Regions from separate parts of the Mus musculus genome. Here all the other regions are linked to region 1. The links are chromatin loops, found by intact Hi-C in ENCODE. Cell type or tissue: left cerebral cortex. All regions are shown on one strand. Region 1 holds the start of Iqschfp (Iqcj and Schip1 fusion protein). Region 2 has its middle 63 kb from the start of Mfsd1. Region 3 overlaps Iqschfp (Iqcj and Schip1 fusion protein).

Region 1 (2,500 bases):
AAAATGACAAAGAGAAGGAAGCAAGCTGTTGTCACCTCAGGGAGCAATGCTCAAGAGAAGTTGTTTCTCTTGGGCACTCAACACATTACAATCATAATTAGCCCACCACTACAATTACATACTCACATGCTTGTTCTTCAAAACAAGCCTTTTAAATAAAGTAGTGCAAGCTCTCCCCAGCCTAAGGATTTGAAATAGCAATTAAGCCTGCACTTTAAATCATTTGTCTTTATAACTAGAGGACCAAGTCCCGAGGATGTAAATCTCCCCGCAATGAGACCAGGGCTGCCGAATGCATTATTAATTGCTAAGTAATTTCTTAATTTTAGAATCTAACTTTCAACACTAGAAAATAAGTATTGTGATTTATGGAGCCCACACACTCATGCAGCTTTCTGGGAGTTCAAGAACCGCAGGCGCATCCTGGGTACAGCATAAACGTTATCCCTACAAGCACCAAAATACATTACTGGATTCAGCTCCGGCAAAGCCACTCTGTCTACTTCTCGCCGGAGCACTAATATCTAGAGTAGCTAAGATGCCTGCTGAACACTGCAGCTCACCGTCCCCCGGGCTTACTCCGGAGCACAGTCACATCTCTTCCTAAGCGATTGCTGACTTTTAAGAAGGCAGGTGACATGGTGTGGAAATCTCTGCAGCAGCCAGGTAACTCTTCTCTGAAAATCTTCAAACCCCCCATCCCCATCCCCCTACACACACACACACACACACACACACACACACACACACCCCTTTCATTTGTTTTAAGAAAAAAAAAAGAAAGGTTTTGAATAGCTATCTAAAATATGCTATCTGCATGGTGTAAGAATGTATTTTTCTTATACTTGCTGCTGATGTGTGAGATGTTTCCAGATCTAATTAGAAAGCCTGGCTACGCATAAAAAGTACTGCTTTCAACAAGACTCTTAGTGAAATCTGCCTGAACAGACATATGTGCACATAAATTACCCGTATTTCTAGACACATGCCTTTATTAACAAGCATGCATGCACACGCACACCAAGAGCTGCAATTAATCCCCTGGTCTGTAAGCCCCCTTTCACCGGCTTTTGCATGCATGTTATTCAAGAGAGAGAGAGATCTTTAGGGATAAAAAAAGGTAAGCAGCCACATCTATTGCACAGAGAAGTGGCGTGCCGGAGAAGCAAATACGTTACCAGTCGCATTTTGAAGTTTCTAGAGCACCTGCAGGTGAGAGGAGACTGAATCAGAGGCTGGCGCACGGTGTTCCTCGGAAGCACAGAGCCCGGTGTCACTGTGGGGGAATGTGAAGCGAGTGTGAGGCTGGAAACCTTTGAGTTGAGCTCGCTCTAAGCATCAGAGAGCCTCAAAGAGGAGAAAGAAAAAGGCAGCCCACAGACAGGGAGACGAGAAACTTCTGGCACCTCTCCAACTCAGGAATGAATTCTGTGTAATTTGGAGATGGATGGTTGATGGAAATGAAGAGAAACTTGGATTTCCCAGCGAATTTGCTCAGCCACGCAGAAATGGGCAGGTAATAGCTGAGCTCATTGGAAAACAGCCATTCAGGATTCAGGAGCGAATAAAAAAAAATTAACAGAAATTCTTGTTGGAAAAATATCAAAAAGGCTACTCCAGCCAGCTTCCCAAGATGCCTTTACAAACTTCAAATGGATTGTTCCCTGAGCTATTTGTTGTGTGTTTCATTAATCCCAGTGCAGAGGTAAACTGGAAAAATCTAATTCCTTTTTATGTAGAAAACTGGATTTATTGCTTCTTTTTATAGTGCACTTTACACATATAAATACATAGGTTTACTTACAGAGCTCCCATTTCTTCTGAATAGCCACTGGTGTTTAGTTCAGATAAAAATCCTGAAAAATAACCTCTTAATTCTCAGAAGCTGAGCAGAGTGCTGTTACGTGAACATAGAGTTTGAAGCACAGAGAGTATAAAGAAGGAGCCCTGACCCATTAAGTGGTAGGTACATCACAGATGCAGCTATGCAATGCCCTGAGCAGGCAGGTGGTTCACACCCATGAATATATCCATAATTAAGGATGGTAAGAAAAGATCTTGAGCAAATTAAGTTCTTAAGGACAATAACCACGATTTTGTTAGGCTACCAAGGAGGCTAATAATTTCTGAGGAGCACACATGGACTTCACCTTGTCTGAAGAACCTAACATCAGACAGAGAGCAGGGTCAGCAGGCATTGTGCTCTGGCAATCTATATTCAAATGTAATGAGCAGAGGATGATATTACCATGAGGAATGTTGTCATATTACATTGTGCCTGTGTGGCTTAACTACCTATCTAACCTTGCAAATGGCCATTTGGCTGGATGTGATAGTGAATATGCTATTGATGGGAGGAAGGAGGAGGAGGTGGGAAACTGTTCTTATTTGTTTTACACGAGCATCTCTGAGAAGCTCAGGGATAAAACGCCCAGGGTGAATGTGAGTGTAATTCTTTCCAAGGCCACACTTACCGGTAATAAATCTGTGGTGGAATTAA
Region 2 (2,500 bases), 250 kb after region 1:
TTTGTATATATTTTTTCCTATTATTTTATGGATAACACAACCAAAAATACATAAAGAAAATCAGTTCCTATCCAGATCTTTCTCAATATGAAGGGTTTACTGGCTCAAATTTACTTTCGATAATTACTAAAAAAAAAAAAAACAAACAAACCAAAACAATTAAAAGAAAATATTCCAACAAGCTAATAAAAGCACAATAACAAGATGATCAATTTAAATCATGTAATAATGTCTTTTTTTCCCAGAAAAACTGGAGGCATTTTATAGACATCAATTTTCCTGAGAGAAAACACAAACCGCCTCCCCCCTGCCAGGGATTCTTGGCTCTTTATGCAATGTTGAGCCATTACTTGATCTGTGGAGAATTTTATATTCACCACAAGGAAAGGCTGAATCAATAATGTTACTTAAAATGAGCGTGCACTTCTCATCTTCGCAGCACACATCCAACACTGACAAATTAAGCCTCTCAGGGTCCCAGTGAGACTGGGACAGAGTCACAGTCTGTCACCTAGGGAAGGAGAGAGAGAGAGAGAGAGAGAGAGAGAGAGAGAGAGAGAGAGAGAGAAGGCCAATCTACTGGCCTCAGGATTTGGGGAGCAAGGGTGAGGGCTGGACTAAGGCTGGGACTGGGCCTCTGGGGTGAGCTGTGCATCTCACCCAGATCACACAAAACCTCCCACACCAGCCTCACTCCAGCTTTGGATAACAGCGGTCTTGAAACTCAGGCGCCCCATTGTCTGAGGCAGCATAGAGAATGTGTTTTCTAGTGGAATATCTATCAATCAACGCATATCGATTTTCTTTAATTCACAGAGCATTCTTTCTTCTGAAGAGCCTGTGTGATTTGAAAAATGTATCACCTATTTGTCAGGCATGTATAATTCATGAGGACCCTTTCATTCAAGGTCTGCAGTCCAAAGCCAGCGATTCATGAGTTATTAACATGTTATTAGATATGCCCTATTAAGATCTGTAGACATCCAGCCTCTTACACAAAAGCAAGAGAAACACTACATAAATTTTCACTTGCATGATTAGGCTTAGAGGATTCTGATTTTAACACCACCCTATGAATCCATCCCACAGAACAGCCTGCCACAATAAAACCATCAAAAAATTACCCTTGACTTTAAACTCGTTAGCTTAAAACGTCTCCTTATATGAACCTCTCTTAGAATGTGTGTTTTCCTTCCTGTGTACAATGCTTGTCACTACTAACTACTCAACCGGAATTCTTGAGAATGTATCATCAACACAGACTCCTGAATTGTTATTAAATAATCTACTTTATAAGTAACCAACTTAAAATAACTAAAAGTATGTCATTCATGAAGCAACATATGCTTCATATTATATGTAACTAATGCAAAGCAATGTTACGTTTTAGTATGTCCAAAGATATGTGGCAGGAATTTCTATTAGTCTAGTAAGGAAATTTTTGATATCTATCATTGTTTTACATGTAGCAAAAATAGAAGGATAGTTGTCGCCATTCCTAAGGAGGGATATGTAAGTCTATAGTGTGGTGAGCTACTTCTGTTTAATCTCCACAGCTGGAACTTCAGCCTAGTGAGAGTAATAAACACGCTTTGTTCATATATCCTTGGAACCTGCCTAAAACTAGGGATCCAGCAGGCATCGAGCCCAGTGAAGATCCTAGCAAAGAAGTCAAGGAAGGCTCCCTTGGAGAACATTCTAGAGCCTGCCTGAAGCTGAGGGGAAATGAGGTTTTAGCTAGCTAGGTCTTGTGCACATAGGTTGCCACAACCACAATGAGTTCCCGTGTGTAGGAACACACAGTTCTGGTGTGTGGAGAGTCAGGTAGGCAGCAGGCAGAGGTCTCTGACCAGTGGGAGGGAACAGGGAGAGAGGCCTGGTGGGAATCCCAGCAGGCTGGGTAAGAAGGAATGCTACAAGGATGCTGGCCACAGTGGGACCAGGGCCCCAGAAGACAGCAAGAGACTGCAGGGAGGGGCCGGTGCAAGAGAGGAGTCTTGTGAATAGTAAAACAAACCATTATAAACCAAAAGGCCCTGAGAGTCTGGCTTTTTCCAAAAGATATCTTGAATCAGAACATAAGGTAGTATTTTCAACCTAAAAAGAAGGCTCACCTTCTCAAAAGTTCATGAAATGAGCTCAGTAGCCTACAGCAATGCTATTCTGTCTGTCTGAAGTCATTGGGGGAAGGGAGAGGGTTAAATATCAGTAAATAGATTAAATAGTCCCTATATGCCAAAAATATGAAGAAGCTATTGTAAAGACCCCTGTGCCCACCACCAAAGTTTAGTCAACATTCATATTCTAAGATATTTTTTCTTTCTTGTGCTTGCTCAAATTTTTTTAGAAATAAAACATTACAGATATACATTGATCCTGCTGTTTTTCTCCTTTCTCAAGAGGCAAACATCTCCAAATGCATGTTTATCTTTCATGGATGTTCATTGTGTGTTTGTGTAAACTTGTGGTCTTACATGCTTTTATAATTAAAAAACATGTT
Region 3 (2,500 bases), 150 kb before region 1:
AATTAGAAAGGGAGAAAAAAACTTTTGGAGTTCATTTCCTACATTTAAATCAATAATGAAAAATGGATGTAGCCAGGTTGACTAAGTGTATGGGCTGAACATCAGAGAGGCACTGCCTCCTCAGAGAATGGGGCTGCTTGGGAGTTTGCTGAGAAACTGCAGACTGGGATGCGCCTACGCACATCCTCACCCCAGATCCCCCTCAGAACCACTTGAAGGGAGCTCTTAGATGCTGCTTCCAGGGTTCCAGATTCTATTTGTCTGCAGTGGGGCTTGAGCCAGGACATTTTCCATAAGCTCTCTCTCTCTCTCTCTCTCTCTCTCTCTCTCTCTCTCTCTCTAGGCAAAAGAAGTATGATGTAGCCCTAATGTCATTACTAGAAGAAAATTCTTTCTAGGATGAGCTAAAATCTTTACTGTTTACATATAGCCAGTGAAAGTGCTGGTAAGAAAAGATTTTTTTTTTAAATATAAGGTTTTTTTTTTCAACTAATCAAGGAAACTTGGACATTTTAGGGTTGGCATGTGGCTCAGCTGTTAAAAATGCTGCCTGCTTGACCTGCTACCACGGAGCCTAGAAATCAGATCCCAGCACTCATGGGACAAACCTAGAGTCTGAGCATGTGTGTAACCTCAGATGCAATGTTCTGGAGAAAGCAAGAGCTCTGGGGCCCTTACACTTCCATCCCAGCTAAGAAAACATGGGTCTCAGGTCTCAGGAGAGATGCTATCGCAAAGGAATAGATAGATAGATAGGAACCTCTTGTTCCCATTCAACGGTAACGAAGACAGTACCTATTTCCCCTTTCTCTGCCCCCAAACCGTCCCTCCCAAGCACTTGGAAATTTCCATTCTACTTCTCCACTTTCATATGATCAACTATTTTAAATTACACAGATGATGATCTAAAGAGTTCCTTCAGTATCCGGATTGCTTATTCATGCAATTTCTCCAAACTTATCCATATTATAACTAATGACGGGATTTTATGCTTCTGTAGATGCATAATATTCCATTCTGTCTGTGTGCCACATTTTCTTTATCTATCCACTGCCCCTGGGGCTGTCTCTATGTCATGGTGATTCTGAGTCATGCTGCAGCCTACAGGAGAGTACAACATCTCTTGACAGACTGTTTTCAGTTCCCTTGGATATATCTTGTAATGGGAATTCTAGGTCATAAGGAAATTCTACTTTTTAAAAACTCCATGGTATTTTCATAGTGAATAAGTTTCTGCATTCTTATTTACTTATATTATGAGACCAGGCATAACAATAATGCCCTAACTCAAATGTGTGTGTAACTCAGAATCTTCATCTAATCAACAGTGAGACACTGTCCTTCAGTAGATGACATGGCAAGGCCGTACACCACAGACATGGAAAAACCTGAGATGCCCTGTCCAAACACCCACCCACATGGGAAGGGAAGGGGGCTGACAGTGAAGGTGTCATATGTCCTGGGTTATCTCTTTTTACATCATCAGGGACGTGGGTGGTTAAATGATGGATCCTGATTCACAAAGCAAGGGAAAGAGAGAAAGAGAACTCGCACCTCAGGTGTTCCATTTATAGGGATGTTTTCCACATCCTGGGTGTTTTCACCTCTTCTCTCCTAAGGCACTCCTTGTACCTGTCACCTCATTTCTTAACAAAAATGTCTGCGCCGGGCGTGGTGGCGCACGCCTTTAATCCCAGCACTCGGGAGGCAGAGGCAGGCGTATTTCTGAGTTCGAGGCCAGCCTGGTCTACAAAGTGAGCTCCAGGACAGCCAGGGCTATACAGAGAAACCCTGTCTCGAAAAACCAAAAAAAAAAAAAAAAAAAAAAAAAAAAAAAAAATGTCTGCTCTGGCGTGGTGCAGGCTGGCATTTCAAAATGGTTGTCATCTGTTTCAATAACATGGCTGCTTCTGTAAACCCTGTTCACTAATCCATGTTCTGCTTTCTGGAACAGAGGAGGAACTTATAGCTGCTCCTTAGCGACCATCCATTGTGTTCCTTCTGAGACTCGTTTTTATCCTCCCAAGCTACTCGGGCTTACTTCTTTGTAGTAGTGTATGTGCTTTGAGAGCTCTCATGGTTGTCATTACCTACTTTTGTATTCTCAGGAATACTAACATTCTTTCCTAGTGCCCAGAACCATGCAAGACTCCCCATGCCTGTTGCCAGTTCATGAGGACTCAGCTGGTGGTTGTTGACATGAGGGCTCGGGAGGCCTCCAGACCCAGCTTTCACTGTCAACTTCACACACCAGCTGAGGATAAGTAACTTGGAGAAATTACTGAAACCTCCTTTATCTGCAAAAAGGTCAGAACCCTGCCTAAATCAAAGGTCACATCAGAGTTGAACGAAAAATTATGTGCTAACCCTTAGCAATATAGACTCCACTGTAAGTCCCAGCATAGGATGGCTACATTCTCTTCCTTTGTCTTGACAGCACATGGTTTGTTTTTTTTTAAATCAGCTAAACATATCAAAGCTTTAGAATCCTTATAAAATT

Evidence for each region. Hi-C counts contacts between places; a loop is a spot of excess contacts. Peaks named below come from ENCODE experiments on the same cell type or tissue, not always from the same donor. Only the 100,000 strongest peaks of a DNase experiment are listed, where the experiment ranks them.
Region 2: it touches region 1 in a loop (2.8-fold over the local background); 2 of 42 quality-filtered maps call a loop at or near these places.
Region 3: a loop joins it to region 1, with 4 times the contacts of the local background. A loop is called at or near these places in 4 of 42 quality-filtered maps.

Annotation. Positions count from the first base shown.
Region 1 is chr3:67,891,000-67,893,499 of GRCm38, reverse strand. Iqschfp (Iqcj and Schip1 fusion protein) reads right to left here and starts at 1,280. Exons shown (of 11, transcript NM_001113419.2): 1 at 1,179-1,280. The coding sequence starts at 1,187. It overlaps Iqcj (IQ motif containing J), which reads right to left and starts at 1,280. Exons shown (of 4, transcript NM_177585.3): 1 at 1,179-1,280. The coding sequence starts at 1,187. In left cerebral cortex, no CTCF peak of the experiment used is centred here; DNase peaks (open chromatin) are centred at 515 and 1,296; H3K4me3 peaks cover 1,610 bases; H3K27ac peaks cover 740 bases.
Region 2 is chr3:67,644,266-67,646,765 of GRCm38, reverse strand. No RefSeq gene overlaps it. Among named protein-coding and RNA genes, the nearest start is that of Mfsd1, 63 kb to the right of the region's middle. In left cerebral cortex, no CTCF peak of the experiment used is centred here; a DNase peak (open chromatin) is centred at 1,085.
Region 3 is chr3:68,041,768-68,044,267 of GRCm38, reverse strand. All of the region lies in intron 2 of Iqschfp (Iqcj and Schip1 fusion protein), which reads right to left. All of the region lies in intron 2 of Iqcj (IQ motif containing J), which reads right to left. Among named protein-coding and RNA genes, the nearest start is that of Schip1, 22 kb to the left of the region's middle. In left cerebral cortex, no CTCF peak of the experiment used is centred here; DNase peaks (open chromatin) are centred at 145 and 1,102.